2 separate regions of the Homo sapiens genome follow, and region 2 is linked to region 1. Evidence: chromatin contacts called from ENCODE Hi-C data. All regions are on one chromosome and are shown on one strand. Each heading gives the region's core, a stretch centred on a gene start or an enhancer-like site at or near the end of the contact. The rest is flanking DNA. Distances are from core to core; before and after follow the strand shown.

The links. A loop is a pair of places that touch in the nucleus more often than their neighbours do. Pooled maps may share reads with other maps.
Region 2: a map of ascending aorta shows a loop between it and region 1 (13-fold over the local background). The contact joins the promoter of PELI1 here to the promoter of CCT4 in region 1. A Hi-C loop is called at or near these places in 3 of 168 maps with a recorded cell type or tissue (CD8-positive, alpha-beta T cell, ascending aorta and naive thymus-derived CD4-positive, alpha-beta T cell) and 10 of 50 pooled maps.

Annotation. Positions count from the first base shown.
Region 1 is chr2:61,886,598-61,893,900 of GRCh38, reverse strand. It overlaps CCT4 (chaperonin containing TCP1 subunit 4), which reads left to right and starts at 5,245. Exons shown (of 14, transcript NM_006430.4): 1 at 5,245-5,520. The coding sequence starts at 5,394. It also overlaps a transcript of COMMD1 not described here. RefSeq lists enhancers at 3,976-4,535, 5,475-5,554, 5,096-5,655, 5,656-6,217.
Region 2 is chr2:64,142,299-64,149,411 of GRCh38, reverse strand. PELI1 (pellino E3 ubiquitin protein ligase 1) reads left to right here and starts at 4,992. Exons shown (of 7, transcript NM_020651.4): 1 at 4,992-5,331. RefSeq lists silencers at 4,765-4,824, 4,915-5,104, 5,185-5,254, 5,395-5,464, 5,475-5,544.

The DNA.
Region 1 (7,303 bases), core at 3,996-6,495:
TTGTGCCCCACCACATCCTGGACCCCTAAAACAACACTCATGTCTTTTGCCCACAAATTTGCAATTTTTCTCAATTTTTTTTTTTTTTTTGAGATGGAGGTTCTTGTTGCCCAAGCTGGAGTGCAATGGTGTGATTTCAGCTCACTGCAACCTCCGCCTGCCAGGTTCAAGCAATTCTCCTTCCTCACCCTCCTGAGTAGCTGAGATTATAGGCATGTGCCACCATGCCCAGCTAATTTTTGTATTTTTAGTAGAGACAGGGTTTCACCACGTTGGCCAGGCTGGTCTCGAACTCCTGACCTCAAGCTATCTGCCTGCCTCAGCCTCCCAAAGTGCTGGGATTACAGGCGTGAGCCAAGGCGCCCGGCCTGTAACTCTTGTTAGTACTACAATAATGAAAGTTTAGTTCATTCCTGTTTTTCGATAGAAAACCTGGCTGTTTACTCACACATCACAAAACTTCTAAGTTTGCCAGCACCCTCCTTTGGCTTTTCCTCTTCCCATTTTCATTTTTATTTGTTTTTCTTAAACTTTTAAATTTTTATTTTTTACTATTGCCAACAATCAACCTCTTCCCATTTTCAGACAAATATTTTAACTGGGAAGGTTAGAAAGTAACAAAAATGTTAACTAGAAACCTTTCTAGGAAAATTAGGAAAATCAAAATATACTTAATGAAACAAGGCCTCTGCTTCATGTTACTATTGCAAGCTAAACTTAAAAACATAGAATGAGGCCAGGCATGGTGGCTCACACCTGTAATCCCAGTACTTTGAAAGGCCAAGGTGGGCAGATCACCTGTGGTCGGGAGTTCGAAACCAGCCTGGCCAACATGGTGAAACCCCGTCTCTACTAAAAATACAAAATTAGCCGACCACGGTGGCGCATGCCTATAGTCCCAGCTACTCGGGAGGTTGAGGCAGGAGAATCACTTGAACCCGTGGAGCAGAGGTTGCAGTGAGCTGAGATTGCGCCACTGCACTCCAGGCTGGGCGACAGAGCGAGACTCCGTTTCAGGGGGGAAAAAAAAAGAACGATGCAAACAGTAAGGCTTAGGAAAACGGGGCTTAATGGTGGTCTCGATAATAAACTAATGCAGAGAAAAATACAAAATAACAACAAACACTGTCTTTGAATTGGAGTAAAACCTAAGAGAGATAAGATACATACAGCCCTCTCTTCTTTTCTTTTCTTTTTTTTTTTTTTGAGACAGAGTTTCCCTCTTGTTGCCCAGGCTGGAGTGAAATGGCACGATCTCGGCTCACCGCAACCTCCACCTCCCAGGTTCAAGCGATCCTCCTGCCTCAGCCTCCCCAGTAGCTGGGAATACAGGTGCATGCCACAACACCGGGCTAATTTTTTGTATTTTTAGTAGAGACAGGGTTTCACCGTGTTAGCCAGGATGGTCTCAATCCCCTGACCTCAGCTGATCCACCCTCCTCCGCCTCCCAAGGTGCTGGGATTACAGCATGAGCCACCGCACCTGGCCCCTCCTCTCTTCTTTTCTAACCTTAACCAGTTCCTGGCTCAGTCCTATTATTGAGGGTCTAGGACATCGTGGGCTATTCATTCTAAAGAGAACCTTCATTTGGATGGCTGACAAAGTATTATTGTTTTGTAAAACCTATTTCATAAATTATTAAGGAAATTGTATTGTTATTGCCAACATTCCCACATATGCCTTACGTCTGCTTGGATCTGACAGGAAAGTATTTTTGTTTGTTTGGTTTTGTTTTGTTTTGGAAAGTATTTTTTAAATATAGGAAAGCTGGCCGGGCATGGTGGCTCATGCCTTTTATCCCAGCACTTTGGGAGGCCAAGGCAGGCGGATCACCGGGTCAGGAGATCGAGACCATTCTGGCTAACACGGTGAAACCCCCTCTCTACTAAAAATACAAAAAACTAGCCGGGCTTGGTGGTGGGCGCCTGTAGTCCCAGCTACTCAGGAGGCTGAGACAGGAGAATGGCGTGAACCCGGGAGGCGGAGCTTGCAGTGAGCCGAGATTGTGCCACTGCACTCCAGCCTGGGTGACAGAGCGAGACTCCATCTCAAAAATAAATAAATAAATAAAAAATAAATATCAGAAAGTTTTAAAAACATTTTTACCCTTCATTAGCAACAGTGCTTTGCTTAAAGTACTCTACACAAGTGTTTATGTTTTTGTTTTGTTTTGAGATGGAGTCTCACTCTGTCGCCCAGGCTGGAGTGCAGTGGCATGATCTCGGCTCACTACAACCTCTGCCTCCCGAGTTCAAGTGATTCTCCTGCCTCAGCCTCCCGAACAGCTGGGATTACAGGCATCTGACACCACGCCTGGCTAATTTTTGTATTTTTAGTAGAGATGGGATTTCACCATCTTGGCCAGGCTGGTCTTGAACTCCTGTGATCCACCCACCTTGGCCTCCCAAAGTGCTGGGATTACAAGTGTGAGCCACCACGCCCGGCCATGTTTAGGTTTTAATATTTGTTGAAATCCCATTTTAATGGAGAAATAATGTACATTAACACTCTGATGAAAGCCGATGTTTAACATTTATTTACTGCCTAATCCCACGAACAAAAATAATTCCAATTTCACAGAAAAAGAAATGTTTGTAACTTGAAACATTTCAGATACTTAAAGCATGTCTCAAAACTTTAAGACTCTCCCAAGAAGCCAATAATGGCATCTTCCAAATTCTGCTCTGTCCTTTATGGCTGACAGATCGACTCCTTACACTGGTAGAACTAGTAGTTTAGTAAGCCCCTAGAGATCATCTAGTTCAACCCTCCTATTTTACAGATGAGGAAAATGAGACCCAAAGGATTTAAGTGGCCTTCCTTAGGTCACATAGCTAATAAGTAGCAGAGCTATTAATAAACTCAAATCCAGTATTTTACATCCCAAAATTAATGCATTTCCTCATCACCCACTTGTTTCCAACATATTACATCAGTTGTCTAAACAAATAACCATAGAATTTATGTGCTACTTGGGAGTATTCTGGTCCTCTGAAGAGAAGTCGGCCTCAGAGGTTTATGGATCTTCATTTCCTAGTGCTAATATCCTTCTTTTTTTTTTTTTTTTTTTTTTGAGACAAAGTCTTGCTCTATCACCCAGGCTGGAGTGCAGTGGCGCAATCTCGGCTCACTGCAACCTCCACTTCCTGGCTTCAAGGGATTCTCCTGCCTCAGCCTCCCGAGTAGCTGGGATTACACCCCCGGTTAATGTTTTGATTTTTAGTAGAGACGGGGTTTCGCCACGTTGGCTAGGCTGGTCTTAAACTCCTGACCTAAAGCGATCCACCCACCTCGGCCTCCCAAAGTGCTGGGATTACAGGCGTGAGCTACTGAGCCAGGCCCCTAGTGCTAATATGCTAAATGTGTGTTAAAGAACAACTTGGCGAGGTGGCTCTCGCCAAGCCTGCAATCCTAGCACTTTGGGAAGCCGAGGCGGGCCTATCACCTGAGCTCGGGAGTTCGAAACCACCCTGTCCAACATGGAGAAACCCCGTCTCTACTAAAAATACAAAATTAGCCGGGCATGGTGGTGCATGCCCGTAATCCCAGCTACTGGGGAGGCTGAGGCAGGAGAATCGCTTGAACCCGGGAGGCGGAGGTTGCGGTGAGCCGAGATGGTGCCACTGCTCCAGCCTGGGCAACAAGAGTGAAACTCCGTCTCAAAAACAAACAAAAACAAACAAACAAACAACACCACCACCACCTCATAATTACAAGATTAAGTACCTTTGAACATTTGTTTCTGAACCTACCACACGCAACTGTCACTTTGCAGGTGCTTAATAATTGTGAGCGAACATTCAACAAACCTCATTTCATAAACTTCCCTACTGAAATATAGTGGTCATAGGAGACCAGCAGTTTAGCTCATGGCTTCTGGTCCTTGCTTTGTATTGGAATACTGCTTCTATCTACTGACTCGTTTACCCTGGGCTTCAGTTCCTTCTTTGGGCTCCAGTTCTCTCACCTTTTAAGTAAAGGATTATTGTGAGGACTAAACGAGATATAAAACGTGTAAAGGTTTAGCACTGTGCTTAGCAGATAACGGAAATAAATGATCTTTATTATAATGTTTACGTTCCCTAAGAGTCAGTGGCTACGTCATGCAGGAGACACTAGTGTAGAACAAGCGGGCGGTGGTAACTAGACAGACCTGATTTGGCAGTCTGTCAAACCTCCACCACCCAGTATCAACCAATACGAGATAACTAACCTCGCCTCATTCCAAATCTCCCTTTTCTGACTCCCTTTCAAAATGAACAAAACTGCATAAAATGCAGGTCTATGTGGCCGGGCAAAAACAGACTCAGTCATATCCCTTAGAGAGTTATTCCGGCGCCCACCCCACCTCGCGGATAGATCCAGCCGGAGTTAAAGGAGGGCACCTCCGGGTGGGCGCGGTGGCTCACGCCTGTAATCCCAGTACTTTGAAACGCTGAGGAGGGTGGACCGCTTTGAGCCGGGGAGGTCAGACCAGCCTGGGCAACACAGCGAAACCCAGTCTCGCTATGTTTCGAATACAAAAATTCGCTAGGCATGGTGGCGGGCACCTGTCGTCCTGGCTAGTTGGGAGGCTGTGGCGGGAGGATCGCTTGGGCCCCGGAGGTCGAGGCTGCAGTGAGCCAAGATCGCCCCACTGCACTCCCGCCTGGACGACAGAGCGAGACTCTGTCAAAAAAAAAAAAAAAAAAAAAAAAGGCCGGGCTTCGTGGCTGACGCCTGTAATCCCAACACTTTGGGAGCCCGAGGCGGGTGGATCACCTGAGGTCGGGAGTTCGAGACCGGCCTGGCCAACATGGTGAAACCCTGTCTCTACTAAAAATACAAAAATTAGCTGGGCATGGTGGCGGACGCCTGTAATCCCAGCTACTCGGGAGGCTGAGGAGGATCGCTTGAACCTGGGAGGCGGAGGCTGCAGTGAGCCGAGATTTTGCGCCACTGCACTCCAGCCTGGGCAACAGAGTGAGACTGTATCCAAAAAAAGAAAAAAAAAAAAAAAAAAAGGAGGGGACCTCATAGCCGTGCAAGGTGGAGTGAGGAAATGCGGATGTCCTCACCACTCGCCTTTAAAATCGCGCGTTGTCATTGCTGCCTCGCGTAAAGGTTCCCCCGGCGCTCTTCACCCACAGCGCCCCGGGCGTACAATCTCGCCAGCCCGGAGCCCACCGCACGCATCCTCCTCGCCCGGCGCGCAGCGGACAGCCTCCTACGTCACGCCAGCGCCGCGCGGCAAGGAAGGCCCCCTTCTCCGCCTCCGCCTCCTCCCGACGCCGGCGCCGCTTTCTGGAAGGTTCGTGAAGGCAGTGAGGGCTTACCGTTATTACACTGCGGCCGGCCAGAATCCGGGTCCATCCGTCCTTCCCGAGCCAACCCAGACACAGCGGAGTTTGCCATGCCCGAGAATGTGGCACCCCGGAGCGGGGCGACTGCCGGGGCTGCCGGCGGCCGCGGGAAAGGCGCCTATCAGGACCGCGACAAGCCAGCCCAGATCCGCTTCAGCAACATTTCCGCCGCCAAAGGTATCACTCTCATGGCCTGACCCGCGGCGCCGCGGGGTTGTGCTCTGCGCTCTCATCGTGGGCTTGAGCGGGTTTGGCTCATTTCCCATTTCTTCGGGTGATCCTCTCTTGTCCTCCCTATAGAAGCAGCCCAGTGGAGGGATCCTTATTTCTGTTTTTCTGCCGATGATCGCCAACCCGGAGTATGGAGGCCTTTGGACTTGCCCCATTTTGCATCTTAATCTCCCTTAGTTTTTCATCCTGCACTGTGCATCATTCATATTGGAGCCGAAAGCAGTTCAAAATGCCGAGGATTGCATGCAGTCTTCACTAGGGATCTGACGCTTGAGGGCTGTCGCTTATTGCTTATTGGAACTGGTAGAATGCACAGTATCTTTCAGCTTTGTTATTCTTATTTAAAGAACTATTAAATAAACTTCACTTGGCACAACTGTTGAGACGAATTGGGTGAACTCTCCGAGTCTAAATTGGGGCGGGGCCCATTGTACTGGGATGGATGTGGGAACCGACTTACGTGTCGTGTTTGAAATAGTTGCGGAAAAGTTACGTTGATGTCGTCTCCGCATGTGCAGTGAAACATAGGCAAATCAAGAAACAATTATTTGTTTTTTTTGTGGAAGTGTGTGGCACACGTTGGAAATCAGGAAGACCAGAGTTTCATTCTCTGCTTCCGTTACTTCATGTCTTAGTGACCTGTAACCTCTGTGCCAAAGATTCACTTATAAAATTGGAGGAAAATGTTTGCTTTTTAGAGTTAAGATTAAGAGAAATCGAGTTGAAATAGAAAAATCTGGAAGGAAAAGTCAGGACAGAGGTTTAGAGATCTTGCCCGAGTGTATATTGAGTATAGTAGTTCTTTTGGGTTGGAGAATAGTAGTATGTTTACAGAAGAGGTGAGATTAGAAAGCTAGGTTGGGGCAGATGTTAAAGGCCTGGTGTCCTGGAAAGTATTTGGCTTAATCTCCCCCAGCTATGGGATCATTTCTTTTTAGCCATCGTGTAGGCTTGCTGTGAGGATTCAGTGAGAAAGCATATAAAGACCCACGTATATAAAGTACACCTTACATGTGTTTGCAGTCATCAGCCCAAGTAACTGGGAATGTGATGGCGCTAAGATAGGTAACGCTGGATGTAAGAAAAAGTAATAGTTTCTAACTTGTCCTAATGAGTTGGAAAGGTCAGAATGGCCAGATTTAGGAGTCATTTGTAAGTTTAGGAGATAATACACCTGGAAACGAAGGTTTGTAGGATAATTGTCTAGGGACCATAGTTGAAGCTTACATTTATTAGATTAGGAACAGAATGTTGAAAGATAAATTTTGGGTCGGGCAGGGTGGCTCACGTCTGTAATCCCAGCAATTTGGGAGGCTGAGGCTGGCGGATCACATGAGGTCAGGAGTTCAAGACCAGCCTGACCAACATGGAGAAACCCCGTCTCTACTAAAAATACAAAATTAGGTGGGTGTGTTGGCGTAGGCCTGTAGTCCCAGCTACTCGGGAGGCTGAGGCAGGGGAATAGCTTGAACCTGGGAGGCGGAGGTTGCCGTGAACTGACGTCGCGCCATTGCACTCCAGCCAGGGTGACGAGCGAAACTCCGTCTCAAAAAAAAAAAAAGATAAATTTGGGGGCCAAGAGAGTTTATAATATGGTTGATATTCAACAAACAAAATAAGTGGGAAATTTAGCAACCTTTGAAACAAAAGCAGACAAAGAACTGAAACAACAGAGGAGGGTGTGCATGTGGGAAGGAAAGGCCACCTAAGTTATCTGTGAAGATGACCC
Region 2 (7,113 bases), core at 3,743-6,242, 2.3 Mb before region 1:
TAGGTTCAGCTATACATAACACAGTACAAAACAGCAATGTCTTTATACAACATAGAAGTTTGTTTCTTGGCTGGGTATGGTGGCTCACACCTGTAATCCCAGCACTTTGGGAGGCTGAGGAGGAGGATTGCTTGGGCCCAGGAGTTCAAGACCAGCCTGGGCAATATAGCAAGACTCTGTCTCTATTTTTTTAATATAAAAAATTTTAAAAAATAAAAACAAAACAAGTTTGTTTCTCACTTAAAAGAAGTCAGGAGGTAGAGTCCAGAGCTGGTATGTCAGCTCCATGGTCATTAGGGACATAGATTTCTTCCTTATTTCTGCTTCTCCATTCAAGCTTTTTATTCTTAAGATTTCATTTTATCTCCACTATTGACTTCTTAGCCACATCTGTTTTTTTCATTTTGACGACTGCTCTAAGGTTTAGCTTATGCATTTTTAACTCATCACGATTTACCTTCAAATAATAGTATAATACTTCATGTGTAATATAAGACCTTTCTATATAATTCCACTTCTTCCTTCCATCTTTTGAGCTATTGTTATCAAACTTTACATGTTTGAAGACTTCAGCTAGAATTTTGTCCCTTATATATAAATGCTGACAGAAATCTTTAATTATGAACCTGATAATACAGTCTTGTCATTTTTATTTTAAAGTCAGTTATCTTTTTTCAAAAAATTTTAAGTCAGGGGGAGAAGTTTTTTATAATTACTCATATATTTATCATTTCTGGCACTCTTCATTCTTTAATATAAATCCAAGTTTCCAAGAAGTTGCTTTAACATTTCTTGAGGTGCAGTTCTGCTGGTGACATCCTCACAGCTTTTGTTGTCTTAAACTTCATTTTTGAAAGATTATTTTCTCTAACTATAGGATTCTATGTGTCAGGGTGTTTGTTTGTTTGTTTTGAGACAAGGTCTCGCTCTGTCACCTAGGCTGCAGTGCAGTGGCGCATTCACAGCTCACTGCAGCTTCGACCTTCTGGGCTCAAGCGATCCTCCCACTTCAACCTCCGGAGTAGCTGGGACTACTGGCGTATGCCACCACGCCCAGCTAATTTTTGTATTTTTTTTGTAGAGACGGGGTTTTGCCATGTTGGCCAGGCTGGTCTCAAACTCCTGAGCTCAAGGGATTCACCCGCCTTGGCCTCCCAGAATTCTAGGATTATAGGCTTGAGCCACCATGCCAGGCAGGTTTTTTTTTCAGCACTTTGGAAATGCCTTTTCATGGTCTTCTGACTTGCACAGTTTCTGATTAGAAGTCTACTGATATTTGGCCGGGCGCGGTGGCTCATTTCTGTAACTCAGCACTTTGGGAGGCCGAGGTGGGAGGATCACAAGGTCAGGAGATCGAGACCATCCTGGCTAACACGATGAAACCCCGTCTCTACTAAAAATACAAAAAATTAGCCGGGCGTGGTGGCGGGCGCCTGTAGTCCCAGCTACTCCAGAGGCTGAGGCAGAAGAATGGCGTGAGCCCGGGAGGCGGAGCTTGCAGTGAGCCGAGATCGCACCACTGCACTTCAGCCTGGGCGACAGAGCAAGACTCCACCTCAAAAAAAAAAAAAAAAAAAAAAAGGTCTGCTGATATTTTGTGTTTATTCCTCTATACATAATTTGCCTTTTTCCTCTGGCTGCTTTTAATATTTTCTTATTATTGGTTTTCAACAATTTAATAGTGACGTATTTTGCAGTGGTTTTTGGGAGTGTGTGTTTACTCTGCTTAGGGGTCATTGAGCTGCTTGAATCTGTGGGTTTATAATTTTCATCAAACGTGAAAATATTTTCAGCTATATTACTTCAAATAATTTTTCTGTCACCCCTCTGACCCATCTTTCATCTGGAACTCCAATTACACAAATATTAGACACTTGGTATTATCCCATAGATCACTGAGACTCTGTTTTGGGGGGTATTTTTTCATTTTTTTTCTTTGTGTGCTTTCTTTTGGCTAGCTTCTACTGCTATGTCTTCAAGTACACTAATCTTTTCTTCTGAGTGTCTAATTTGCTCTGTGCCTAATCTGCCTCTGAGTGTTAATCCCATCCAGTGAAATTATTTCAGAAATTGTCATTTTAATTTCTAGAAATTCCATTTTTTATATCTTTGATTTCTCTCTTTCAGCATACTGAGCATACTTATTGTAATTGTTTCAACATTGTTGACTGCTAATTCTATCATCTCTGTCATTTGTGGCTTTATGTTGACTGACTCTCCTCCTGGTTGTAGATTACTTTCCTGCTTCCTTGTTATGTCCTAGTTCTCTTGCTACTTCCCAGGCATTTTCACGATCTTCCTGCCTACACCTTAAGTGCTGATGTTCTCTAAGGTGCTATTATTGACTCCTTTTTCTGCTGTGCATACTCTCCATGGGTGATCTCATCCATTGCCATAATTTCAACAGCCATTTATATGATGGTATATTCCAGTTATATCTTCTGCTGCCCAAATCTGTCTCCAGGGCACAAGAGTCATGTACATAACTGATCACTAGCTCATAAACACACAATCCAAAAATCTGGGATCCATCATTGGCTTCTTCCTTGCAGTAGACACTGTGGTCCACTTCTCAGACTCCATGCTTCTTTTTCTGAGTAATCAGCTCAATTTTCACTGGGATATTTGCACCTCCTCATCACAGCTTTGGTAGAAGCTGACTTCTATGGCTCTAAGGGTACGCACATGTCTTCATCCTAAGATAATTATCCTTGTGCCATCTCCTGGCAGCCATTTTTGGTTTATGTAGGGACATGTGACTAAATCATTGAGGCTTCTGGGAAAGGAGTTTTCTTTCCTTTACAAAAGAGCTTCCAAAAGTGAATCTTTTTCTTATTTCTTCTTGGACCTAAATAGCGAAACTTAAAGCTACACAAGTTGTTGGCAACCGTCATTTGACAATAAAGCTAACAATAAAGCAATTAAAATGAGGGAAAAAAAGTGCCTTTAATGACATCTCTGATTTGTTGAATCAGTCATCCCTATAGACTGCCTTTTTCCTGAACTTTCTAGCTAGATGGTTCAATAAATCTCCTTTATTGGTTAAGCCAGTTAGAGCTGGGTTTTCTGCTGCTTTCAACCACAAGCATCATAATTCATAACTTTACTTTTCCCTTCACCCCCAAACCTAGGCAATTAGTCACTATGTTCTATATTCTATCCCCTGAATAGTGTCTGATTACCCTCAGTTTTCTCTTCTGCCACTGCCTTACCTTAGTTCAGTCTCTCATGGTTTTTTCCCCTGTAATACTGTAACAGGTCCCATACATACCACACTCCATAGAGTGATCTTTCTAAAATGCCTATCTTATCAAAATTCCATCTGCTTACAATCCTTGTGTGGCTTCCCATTGTTTCCAGGAAAAGGTTCATGTTCCTTAGCATATTGTGCAAGATTCTTCATTACCTAAGCTGTCTCCCTTACCTTTTTCAGTGTCTCCTCTTGCCACTCCCCCAACTCCATTCTACTGCCAGCAATGCAACTATTTGCTGAACCAAAATACGTTTGGGTCTCACACCTTTAGGTATTTGTGCTTGATGCTCTCCCCAACACCACCCCCAATGCTCTCACCCACCTCTCTCTTCCTCCTCCCCTACCAAAATACACAAACATGTTAATTCCTAGTTATCTCAAGTGATCTTTGAAGCATTTCCTGATTTTGCCCACATCTGTGGGTAGCTTTGCATTTTCCTATTGTAGTACTTCTCAAATTAAGTCTATTTACCTGTCTCCTCCTTTGCATAGTAAGCACTCTGAAAATAAGAATGTTTCTTTTACATTTTTGTATCTCTATTTCTGGGGCTCAAAACAGTGCCTAGCACAAGTAGACACTCAACAAGCATTTTTTGAATGAGTGTATAATTATATAGTCTGTAGATATAAGGATTTCTGATCTTGAGACTCTCTGAAAGCCTTGCTCCAAAAGTGTGTCTGATTCCTAAGCATTAATCTTTTTCTTCCAGGGTGTGGGGTTCTAGGTAGGTGGAGAAGGAAAACAAAAGCGCTCAGGACGCGTTGCCTTTAGCTCTCCGGAGAGCCAGTAATGTGTCCTGCCTTTCTCCACCCTCCTCCCTACCACCTTTCCACACCTGGGTGCCCAAGATGGGTGTAGACTTAGCTGACCAGCCCAACAACATACTCATACCTTGGTTCAGACTTCTCTTATTACCAAACTAAAGTTGGCCAATACACATAAACAATTTTCAACTTGTCTTTTGAACGTATACTTTATGAAATTTGTATGTCTTAAAAATTGTAGGCCTTAAAATGAACGAACCCGGATTCTTTTATAGTAATCAAGTAAAATATAGGGGTCTTAATTCTGTACTTTGCCTTTGCTAATCTTAAAGTTAGATGTGACTAACTGAGCAAAGTAATTAATTACGGGACTTTGATAGTGGTGATATTCCTAAGTTTTATAACCTAATTGTTCAATTACTGGAAACAACTACATTTCGACAAGTCTTAGGTAAAGAAAATTGAATTTAGCCGGAGAAGATTCAATTGAGGGAAGTGAGGGACAGAGGTATTTGTGATTTAGGGTTTGTGGAAGATAAATTACGCAGCAGGGAAGACTGAAATATGGAGAGAAAGTCAGACCTCACTGGGTACTTATGACTGGTAAGGCTAGGAGTTGGAGGTGGAGAAAAGTAGGAAGGACCGTCTAAGGGTTGGATCCCCAACAACACCATAATACAAGACCGTCCTTGTTCAGCCAACAGCAGCACTGAACACGTTCGCTAAGTGTGTCGGTGACCATGGTAACGGTGGGAGGGGGCGGTCCAAACCTCGCCCTCGAGCATGCTCAGTGCAGAGCGAGCCTGGTAGGGTGCTGGACAACAATGAATCCCTTTTTTCTTCAACCGGAGAACTACAATTCCCAAGAGCCTTCTCGGTGCGGCGACACCGCCTTCCGCTGTGGCCCTGCCCGGTCCCCTCCCTCAGGCCCCGCCCCCCGGCTAGACCCCTCCCCTCCTTGCGAGTGTATGTCAGTGACCCAGAGGCGGTGTGAGGCGGAGGGACCGTCGGGGGGCGCCGCCGCCGCCTCCACTAGCAGCAGCGGCAGCAGCCCTAGTCCCGCGGTGCGGTCGAATTGGTCCCCAGCCCTCCGGGAGCGCACCACAAAGCAGCCCCAACGCCTCTCCCTGCGTCCGCGGCTCCTCAGCGCTCGGCTCCGTGGTCAACTTCCCCTCGCTGGGCTCGGCTGGCGGGCGCGGAGGGCAGCGGCGGAACGGCGGGCTGTCTGCTCGCGCTCCCCGCGCACAACACTTCACCCTCTCGCCTCGGGTCTCGGGGGCCGCTCTGGGATCCCGGCCACCAGCAATTGTCCGGTAAGTGTGACCGCGGGGCGCCGCGGGATGGATGGCGGCGGGGCCGCCGAGGGGCGCGGGGAGGGCGGGCGCGCAACTTCCTCGGCGGCTTCCCCGGCGGCCAGCAGCCGGCTCTCCCCGCCCGCCTGCGCGCCCCCGCTGCGGCGGGGAGCGGAGTTTGCGGCGCCTGCATCCCGCGCCCTGGCTCGAGGAAGCGCCTTTGTCAGGAACCGGCCCTACGCGGCCTCCCCCTCCGCCCGGGAGCGGGGCGCGCGGCGGCCAACTCCGAGCCCCGCGCCTGGCTGGCCGCGCGCTCCGGCTGCGAGAGGGGAGCTCTGCGGGTGGCGGGGAGGAGAGGGAAATGGGAGAAACAAAAGGGGCGGTGGGTTTCCCTTTTGTTTGTGCGGATCTGATAACTTCTTTTCCTCCCTTACATAACGCAGACTTCAAGTTAGTCATTCTTTTTATTGTTATGATTGTTGTCATCATCTCTGCGCGTCTTTCACATTTCCTTTCATCTTTGGATCTCAGAGCATTTTAAACACGCTAATTAATTTCACCCCCGGGTCCCCTAGGAAACAAGTTAATACGCCCGTTTCCCTAAGTGGGTAAACTGAGGTCGTGAAAAGCTCTCAAATTGATGGATACGCTTGATCTTCTACCGCGCCTCGTGTCTGAGTATATGAAAGCGTTTATGAGGAAGAACCCGTTCTCCAAAGCCCCGTGGAAAAGTTAAAGATGCTCATTTTACTTACAGGTTAACTGAAGTCCAAAAGATGTCTAGGTAATTGTTACGTAGTTCAAACCATAATTCTTCTTACATAGTGTTTGAATCTTAAAACCTCTAAAGACTTAGTGAAAAATGCTCCGAGTAGGGAAATTAATGTAAATCATAAACTCACGTCACCATCTACTTTTATTTTTGTACGTGCAGGTCTGTTAGAGGCAAGAGAGCAAGAAGGGGACAGAGGGCAGAGGTTTTTTAAAAATGTACATTTAACAGATTTTAATCACTACACACAAGGAAATGTGCCTTGGTTTTAACAGCACCAACAATATTCCTGTCGTTTAGTCATCAAACAGTATATCAACAAATGTTATTGAGAACTTTATTCATAAGGTGCTGGTTGTGCTAAAAACTGAAGCTTTATATATAAGAAAAGGTCATCTGTTTCGGTTCACAGGCTCTTTACTTTTTCTTACTCTGCAAAATGTTACTTTGTTTTCATTGCACATGATCTTTTGTTTCAGAAATGGCATTGTCCTTTACTGTGTCGAATATGTATTACTCTTACACTTAAGGATAAATGAATTTATTATTAAGTTTTCATAATAGGGTGAATTTAAAATATTTTAATTGTGGTAAAGGTTCACTTTATTCAGTTCTGTTTCAGTTTACGATGCGTTTTCTTTATAGCCAACAAAATATTTTCTGAGTGATAAGATTTACATGTCTCAAAACATTGTTCTTAGTGTACAAATACAGCATATGAATTCCTTGTTTTTTTTATTTATACCAACAACCTCTTCTGGGGAAAAGTCTTTAACTCTGAGGACCTTATTTATTTTGTGAGTTTTTATTTCTTCGGTACCATACTGGAAAGCACCAAAAATTTAAACCAAGCATCACTTCTACTAGCTCTTTCCTCAGGTAAATAATAATCAGAACTGTAGTAATAGTGAATAGTTTCACTTACTCTAAATTCTCTTAAATTTAATTTTGTACTATATAGTTGTCCTTACATTTTAGATTTTGGTGGTTGCATCAGAAAATGAAAGTGAGATGTTCGTTATTTTATTTTT